2 separate regions of the Homo sapiens genome follow, and region 2 is linked to region 1. A link is an interaction called in ENCODE POLR2A ChIA-PET data of the cell type or tissue named here. Cell type or tissue: PC-9. All regions are shown on one strand. Links, peaks and the distances in the headings refer to the core of each region. The heading gives the core; the rest is flanking DNA.

Region 1 (4,403 bases), core at 183-4,182:
CACAGTATGACTCATTTTAGTCGAGAACTATGTTACCTGTGACTTGCTTGAAGGAAGGAAGGTAGGTAACATGTACTGCATGACATTTTCCTTTGTGCCACAGGTTAAAACAGAGTTCATATTGAGTATAGGGTTCATTCTTCCCTGACACATCTTTTTTTTTTTAATTTAATTATAACAGCTTATACTTTAGGTTTCTCTTAAAGTGCTACCTAACAATACTGAATGTTTTAATTGTGCTTTTTATAGAGTCAGGTCAATAATTTGAGATGTGTGCATCGCCAATAGAGAAGGTGTTATTTCTTTTTAAAGTTTATTTATTTTATGTTTTTTAAAGACAGGGTCTCTCTCTCTCTGTTGTCCAGGCTGGAGTGTAGTAGTGCAATCATAGCTCACTGTAGCCTTAAACTCCTGGGCTCAAGTGATGCTCCCACCTCAGCCTCCCAAGTAGCGGGGACTATAGGCATGTAGCACCACGCCTGGCTAATTTTTATATTTTCTTTCTTTCTTTCTTTCTTTTCTTTTGTAGACACAGGGTCTGCCCATCTTACTCAGGCATGTCTTGAACTCCTGTCCTCAAGCAGTCCTCCCACCTCAGCCTTCCAGTGTTCTGGGATTACAGGTGTGAGCCACTGCATCTGGCCAAGAAGACATTCTTTAGGCAGATATAAGTGCTATATTTTCTTCAAAGACATATAACTTTAGGCCGGGCACAGTGTCTCACACCTGTAATCCCAGCACTTTGGGAGGCTGAGGCGGGCGGATCACCTGAGGTCAGGAGTTTGAGACCAGCGTGACCAACATGGAGAAACCCCGTCTCTACTAAGAATACAAAATTAGCTGGGCATGGTGGCACATGCCTGTAATCCCAGCTGTTCAGGAGGCTGAGGCAGGAGAATCGCTTGAACCCGTGAGGTGGAGTTTTTGATGAGCCGAGATCACGCCATTGCACTCCAGCCTGGACAACAAGAGCGAAATTCCGTCTCAGAAAAAAGAAAAAAAAAAGATATATAACTTTATTTTTTGCTATTCAGTCTTGAATCTCTCTGCATTGATTTGAGAGTGGTCCAAATTTTTCTCCAAATCTTAGCCATTATTCACCTAGCTTCATTTAATTATAATCCTTAAAGTCCCTTGAACCCTTACTGTGCACATTGCAAAGTGCTTTTTCTGAATCACCTTATCAAATTCTTAGGGTAACTCTTTGGGAATCCAGCAGTATCTCCATTTTGTGCACTGGGAGACTGTCTTTAAGTTACTTCCCCAAGGTTACCTAGTGAGCAGATGGTAGACCAGGACTCTCATTCACAGTCCATCTGATGCCAAAACCTTCCCTCCAACATTAAGTTACATGATATTTATGGGGAAATCCAGCCTCCTCTCATTTATAATGGTGCTTTTATTTTCACCAAATTTCTGTTTTTTGGTGATGTCACTGCAATGTTTTAATTGCTGTGGCTTTATAATCATGTGTTTCAACATCATTAGAGTGTGCTTACCCTCACTTCTCTTTGAAAAATAATTTTGGATAGTCTTATGTATTTGTGCTTCTAGATAAGCATGGTTTTCAATTTGGAAACTGTTCCTTTGCCATAAAAAATTATTTTTTATTTAAATTGCATTTAAACATTAATTTGAAAAAAGTGAAATATTTATTTAAAGATGAGATTTCCTACTTAGGAGTATTATATCCATTTAGACACTTCAGTTAAGCATTTTAATTTTATTTATGTATATCTTGTCATTGTCTTGTTATATTTATTCCTAGATGTCATATAGTTTGATACCACTCTACCTGGGACTTTTCCAATTACGCTTCTGTTACAAAAATTAAAAATTATGATATCTGGCCACCTTAGTGAACAACTTTATGAATTTTTGACATTTTCATGATAATATTGGTTCTTTACACAGACAATTATGTTATCTGCTAATGACCACATTTTCATTTCTTCTCAGTATTTAAAACTTTTCATCTGTTGCTTTGACTAGATTTCAGAACCAAGTTGGGTATAAACCATAAATTGATATTGGTAATGTTTTACTTTAAAAAAAGTACTTCTTTTCCTTTTGGTTTCTGATATAAGAGCTCATCTCAGTTTATACAGGTGTACTTTAGGAGAGGTTAGAATAGTGCTTAATTTCTCAAGAGACGTTGAGCATGTGGGTACCTGTAGTGCATTCAAGCACAGAGATTGCCTTGTGGTGCTGTGCAAGGTAGCCTCTGATGAATGGCAGGGATTCCCTCTTTATCCTGGAGTTTCCATTATGTTTGTAGTGTTGCTGCTTTTATCTCCACTACAAGGCTTTTTTCTTTATGACCTGAAATACTTGTGGTTTAGCCTCACATTAGGTTCGCCTCTATGTTGTAATTTAGTGCATACCACTAAATTGGTGGATACCGTGCCCAGAAACCTTAAACACTGTGCTAGAATTGCTGTTAGGCAATTTAGGCCTTTCCTGGCACAACTGGAACCAAAGAAAGGGGGTGGAGCTCATGCAGTGCCTGGGGCTATTTTTCCCTCTGCTCACCTGGAATCTTCCTTCCAGAAAGCTGGGGGTGGGGCCTCACCAGTGCGGTGTTTCGGTAATAAGCCCGCTTCTATAGACCTGGAAGTGACATCGTGAAGTCATTCAGTTTTCATTCCTATGAAGAAATTCCTTTTCGTATATACTCTTTAGCGTTGCATTGCTTTTTCAGAAGCATATTTCTAGTGAATATCAAGAATAAATATTCATCATTAAAGAAGTTCACTCTATTCTTAGTTTTCTAACAGTTGGAATTTTTTTGTTCTTTTTAAAAATACAATAATGGCTGTTTAATTCGTCAAATGCTTTTTTAGCATGTATCAAAATGATCAGATTCTTTTTCTCTGTTAAACAATTTATAAAGCTTTATCATATTAATACTATATCACTGCTGTATTTCTGGATGAAACCTTTTTGCTCATGGTTTATAATTGTTTTAACATACTACTCTATTCACATTGCTATTTACTTGTGTTGACTACATTATTATAAATAACAATAGCATTTGTTAAGCATGTGCTCTGTGCCAGGCTCTGAGATGAACACTGTATGAATCAGCTTAATTTTCTCAGCATTTCATTTTACAGCTAAACCGTTGCACAAAGATTTAGCTAACTTGATTAATATCACGTGGCTATGAAAATGTGTCATGGTTGCTAGTTAAACCCAGCTCATTTTGACCCCTAAACCAACCTGTGATCAGAAAGGTGTTTGATGACATAAGTGAGATGGTACATGACTTGATTTTATAATTAATACTATCAAACTGCTTCAGCAATCATAGTTGAATGGATCTGTTTCCATTATAGGGACATGCCTGTCATTGGAAACAGATTCTCCTGTTCATAAATCAGGGTACCCCTTTCTTTGAAAAATCTATAGAGACACAGACAATTTTTGCCTCTTTGAATTCCCCTCATTTGGATGTCATAGAAACCATCCTCCCTCTTTAGTAGAGTTACTGATGGTCCTGTGCTGTCAGCCTCCTGAACCCCCTTCAGATGCTCTTATGATAGAAATAGATGGAGGAGAGAGCTGGTCGTTCATGGGTGAGTAAAGAAAGAAGGGGCACATAGTAAGTTTAAGCCCCATGCAGAACTGGTCCTGATATAATTTAAAAACCTGATAATTTTCCAAACTTCTGTTTGTGCTTGTTCAGATACTTGTTAATAACAGAAAAAAAGGCTACGTACTATCTTTTCTTCCCTTCCTATATCTAAGTAGAAATTATGGAATCAAGATCCAGAGAATTCACAGATGTCTGTACGGATTCTGTTTTCAAGCACAATAATGAATCATGTCCACTGTCCTGAGTTCACCCAGTCCCCAGGGGCCTGTGACAGGAGCCAGATGCTCCGGTTTGAAGGACATTATGTATTGACTTGTTCTTGCTGGTTTTTCTCAGAACCAGCATATCTAGCCAGTTCGTTTCTTGACACCCTCCCCAGTCTTCCCCCCCACCAGCATACTCAATGTCCACATCTCACATCACTACTTTGGTACTCAAAAATCTCTTATTTGAATCTCAATTTCTTTTTTTGTCTTTTCCCACAGATCTGTTCTCCAATTCTGACAGGCAGACTAATGACCCCCTAAAGATGTCCATGTCCTATTTCCCCAAACCTGTTAGGTTACATAGCAAAGGTGAACCAAGGCTATAGATGAAATTGAGGTTGCTAATCAGCTGACCTTAAGGAGATTTTCCAGGGCTATCAACGTGGCCCAGTGCAATCACAAGGGACCTTAAAAGTGAAAGAGGGAGGCAGGAGAGAGCACGTGAGACTACTCAGGCAGCGTTGCTGGCTCTGCGGGTGAAAGCAGGGCCTTGGCTGAAGCTTCCTGCAGACGCAGAACTGGCTAGATATGCTGGTTCG
Region 2 (4,403 bases), core at 89-4,088, 850 kb after region 1:
CAACTATTTAATTAAACTCAAGTCTCATGTAGTATAATTCAATTCTTATGTAGTGTAGCCTCTTCTTTGCAAGAAAGCATCATTTTAGGGTAAGAGCCATTTCTCAGATGTTCACCTTACTTTCTGTAGTAAGGCTTCAACATGCTTGTGACTGCCTATAACCCTATCTTCATCTTTCAAGGCCTGTGGATACTGAAAACAAAACAATGAAAGAACAAGACCTCTGATAGATTTCATGGGCTTCTTGGAGGACCAACGTCAGTCAATGGAAGTGTGATGACTTATCAGAGGTAAAGTGGTCCTCTATTGTTCTTTGCTCAGAAAGATATTTAAGAAGAAAATCCATTTCTATTGCAAATTTATTCCTAAGCCATTGCTCTGTTAAGCATTTGTATATGGAAAGGGATACTGATGAATTGTTTTTGAATATTCTAAATAATAAGAACTTATGTAAGCTGATGACTAATCACAGATTTTAGGGCAGTATGAGTTACATTCAAGTATACTTAAAAGGTGACCTTTCAGTTCATTCTCAAAATCTTGGCCTGTGCTCTATGAATGGCAGGCCACTAACTTTAGACATGCTGTTGTGGTTCATTTTAGGCTTCCTTGGTTGCAGTACAGAAGATGCAATGCCAGCAGTGCTTTTTCAGGAGCTCCCTCTGAAGAAGATCATGGCTCAGTTACCATGGACACCAAGAAGCTATGCAGCTTTTTATTCTTTTTACTTCCTTCATTATGTGCCCTCCCAGGAAATATATTTTCATTAGTAACTAGGTTTTGAAACTTTTGCCAAGACACCAGCCTAACCTATTGCTCTCTAAACAAATACCTTCAGTATCTAATACATAGGTATATGCCAGTCTGAGCCAACTGTGCTATTAGGAAACTAATAAATACTCCTTTGCTTCCTATTTAATGAGAAAAAGCACGACAATATTGCTCATGCCAGATCAGGTTTTGATTGGTATGTGCTTATCCTTCATAAACAAATGTATTTTATATGAAAAACCACAGGGGAAATATTTTTATTTATTTTATTAGTTGTACAAAAGCCATGTTGGCAACTGAAGAACCAATAAAATAAAATTGTCTCATGTGGTTCTTATTATGGAATCAAATAGTAATGTAAAAGGCAAGCACACACCAATCATAATTCCATCTGGCTGAAAGAACAGGAAAATGTGGCTCCATTTTCATTAGGAAAAGGAGGCATATATTTCATAATGTGTTCAAATGTGGCTCTAAAGGTACTCCCAGTACACTACTGCATTTTGTACCACTCATGGGGTGCCATATCTACTGATGCAGGTTAATGTAATCAAAGTGACTTGAAAGGAGAGGACTGCTGTTAGCCTTGCATCTGCATTAATAGAGCACCAACAGAAGCTAGAGCAACATTTCTTGGCATTCTGGAAAGAAATGCATGTTGAACCAGTAAGCAATATGTATAGCCCTTGCAATATACACTTGGCATATTTGCAGCAAGTAAGTTGCCATTCATGTAACCACCAAAAATACATTCCAGAATGTTTACTCTTTTCAGTAAGCAGATAATACCATTCAAGCTCTGGACTTAAAAGATTGCATGCATAAATATTTTCTAAATTCCTTTAGTGCTGTTTTTGGTTTATCTTCAAGGAAATATAAGGGTAGCTATTATCAATAGAAGGTAGGTATTCATTTGTAAGAGGTTGGGTCAGCAAGACACTGCTCTATTGAATCATATCTGGGACAACATGGAGTGGTCATTTGGGCCTCTGGGAAGTGTGGCATGGAAGAGTAGTTCTTTATTAAGAACAAGAAAGTAGCTAGCCCTGAGAATAAAGGTTGATTTGCTTTGCTGAAACTGGTTTTCCAGCCTCTGTTGGTGATTTGTTTTTGAAGTCTTGCTTTTTTTTCTTTCTCTTAATCTGCTTGTGAGTAGATGACTAAGTGATCACGTCACCTAGAAATATGTGTGAGTCTCCTGATTTTTGACTCATGTGTGCCACAACTAGGATGGAATGATTTCCCTATCCTGAACTTGTTTGGGAGTGCAGAAAAAATGATGTAAGTTTTTGACATATTTTGTTAAATAGGTATGAGACTTATGTATGACACATTTACTTGGCAGAAAAGTAAGTGCAGGAGGGGATTCAAGTCACACAAAAGCTCTGGATTTATAATCCTACTTAAACATCTATACATTTTGTAAATTCACTTAAAATATAGAGTCAGCAGACAAAAATTGAAACTTATGACTAAAGTAAATGTTTTTGAAAAGTTAATATGGTGTTTTCATTAACAGCATCCATAATTACTAAATGTATCCAGAATCTATACTACTGGATGTGTTTATTTGGTAACCAAATGTCTGATCAAATATATTATTGGACCTGAAATAGCCTCTCCACTGGACACTAGTCAACCATAGAATATGACGTTTGGCTAGTATTCCTAAGAATCTAACAGTAGATGCTAAGTGGGAGGAAAATTTGTTTGCCTTCTTAGGGTTTAATTATACCTGGAACAATTGGAGGCCGTATATAAAAGGGACTGACCAGCTTCTGACACTATTTTTCTTCTTCTTTACTGAGAAAGGCTGACAAAGAAACACTAGTGAGGTCCTGGCTTTGGCATCAGGAAGTCCTGAATTTGAATACTTGATCTGCCACCTAATAACTGATTTATTAACCAGATGCTTTTCCTTTGGAAATCCAATGAAAGGATAGATCTTGAATATTTTTGCTTACCATTTTATCTCCAAACGATCATCCTGTGTAAGGCACAAATTAGATGTTCAATATATAGTATTAGGGAAAAAAAGTGAAGGTAAAAATATCTCTAAACTTAATTTTTCTTATTTTCCTAATTTATAAAATACTAACAGTTTTTTTTGACACAGGGTTTTTCTGTGTTGCCCAGGCTAGAGTGCAGTGGCACAATCACGGCTCTGTAGCCTTGACCTCCCAGGCTCCGACTATCCTCCCACCTCAGCCTCCCAAGTAGCTGGGACTATAGATGCATGCCACCACACCCAGCTAATTTTTGTATTTTTTTCTAAAGACAGGGTCTCGCCTTGTTGTCCAGGCTGGTCTCAAACTCCTGGGCTCAAGCGAGCCACCTGCCTAGGCCTCCCAAAGTGCCAGGATAATAGGAGTGAGCCACCATGTCTGGCCACTAATACTTATTTTACAGGGTTATTTTAAGGATTAAATGTGATATTTTATGTATAAAACCTAGAATATTTCTTAACATAACACAGGTGAATGCTTAAAAGGTGTGATGGTAATTATTTATTTGATAGGCTATACACCTATATATGAAATACTTTAATTTTTTCTCTATCTGATGCCTTCCTTGACTGTACTTAACAATTAATTTGCCCCTTGAAGGTGAAGACGAGGTACATTTTGAAGAAAGAAGAAAAAGGATGGGGACTTAGAAATAATATCATATACATTTGAAAGACACACACAAACCAAAATATTTTTCTTTTACAAAATGCCCAAACCCTAACCAATGTTAATATATCTCCATCAAATGCCTAGAAGGCTTTTTTATATACAATTCAAATATGTGTAGATTATATTGTAAAAAAAAATTTTCAATTCTATTGATTTGAATTCAATAGGAATGAAGAGAGGGATAAACAATGGCAATTTTTTTTTTTTTCATGAAGACAACCTTTTTGTCTTGAGCCCTTTTAGCCATGTAATGTAGATCAGCATGAGTAAGAAAACAGACCAGGATGGAAAAGGAAGTATTGGTCATTTTAATGTTGTATTACAGGGTGACTAGCAACAGAGTGAGGAAGGGAACAGAGAAGTAGTTTGGTGAGGTCAATAGCACTGCAGATATGGGAGGTAAAAACGAAGCAAACTTAACCCTACAGGGTATGCCTGCCAAGAACCGCCGCCTTCACGGAATTGCAAGACAGCAAGGATGGAAGGCACAGGTTTTCTGTACCAACTTTTAGGGCTTTGTACATGAGTGGCCCCAGGCCTCCTGTGTATGGGCCACTGATTAATCCTTTGAACAGCATTGCTTCTGTTTTCCGAAAGCTGGGCTGGAGCTCAGCGCAGCCGCCGTGCCAAGCCACTAGAAAGGAAAACCAGAACCGGCGCTGATCTTTCAGCACTGTGTTCCCATCTACAATGTTTATTTCTCTAAATCTTTTAACAATTAAAATACTCTCAATTAGTATACAACCATCTTTATGATTTGCTATATTCTTTCAACTTTCAGTGTAACATTATTTATTTTAACTTCAATTTACTTTTGATGTGGTGCATGTATACAATTTACCACAGAACCCGTTTTAACATTTAACAGCACGCTTCCTTTTTCCTTCCTCAAACTATTTTAAATCACATGTTTTAAATTTTCATTGGATTCAGATATGTTTTCAGCAGATAGAC

What was found. ChIA-PET counts read pairs that join two places held together with the same protein. Peaks named below come from ENCODE experiments on the same cell type or tissue, not always from the same donor. Only the 100,000 strongest peaks of a DNase experiment are listed, where the experiment ranks them.
Region 2: POLR2A ChIA-PET joins it to region 1 with 8 read pairs; 1 of 35 experiments calls an interaction of 5 or more read pairs at or near these places.

Annotation. Positions count from the first base shown.
Region 1 is chr6:125,865,344-125,869,746 of GRCh38, forward strand. The region is part of intron 3 of NCOA7 (nuclear receptor coactivator 7); the gene reads left to right. Among named protein-coding and RNA genes, the nearest start is that of NCOA7-AS1, 49 kb to the left of the region's middle. In PC-9, for the core only: no CTCF peak of the experiment used is centred there; a DNase peak (open chromatin) is centred at 2,408; H3K4me3 peaks cover 978 bases; H3K27ac peaks cover 1,216 bases.
Region 2 is chr6:126,719,980-126,724,382 of GRCh38, forward strand. LOC105377992 (a long non-coding RNA gene) reads left to right here. Exons shown (of 5, transcript XR_001743836.2): 4 at 182-290; 5 at 604-1,849. Among named protein-coding and RNA genes, the nearest start is that of MIR588, 240 kb to the left of the region's middle. In PC-9, for the core only: no CTCF peak of the experiment used is centred there; a DNase peak (open chromatin) is centred at 1,972; H3K4me3 peaks cover 360 bases; H3K27ac peaks cover 3,402 bases.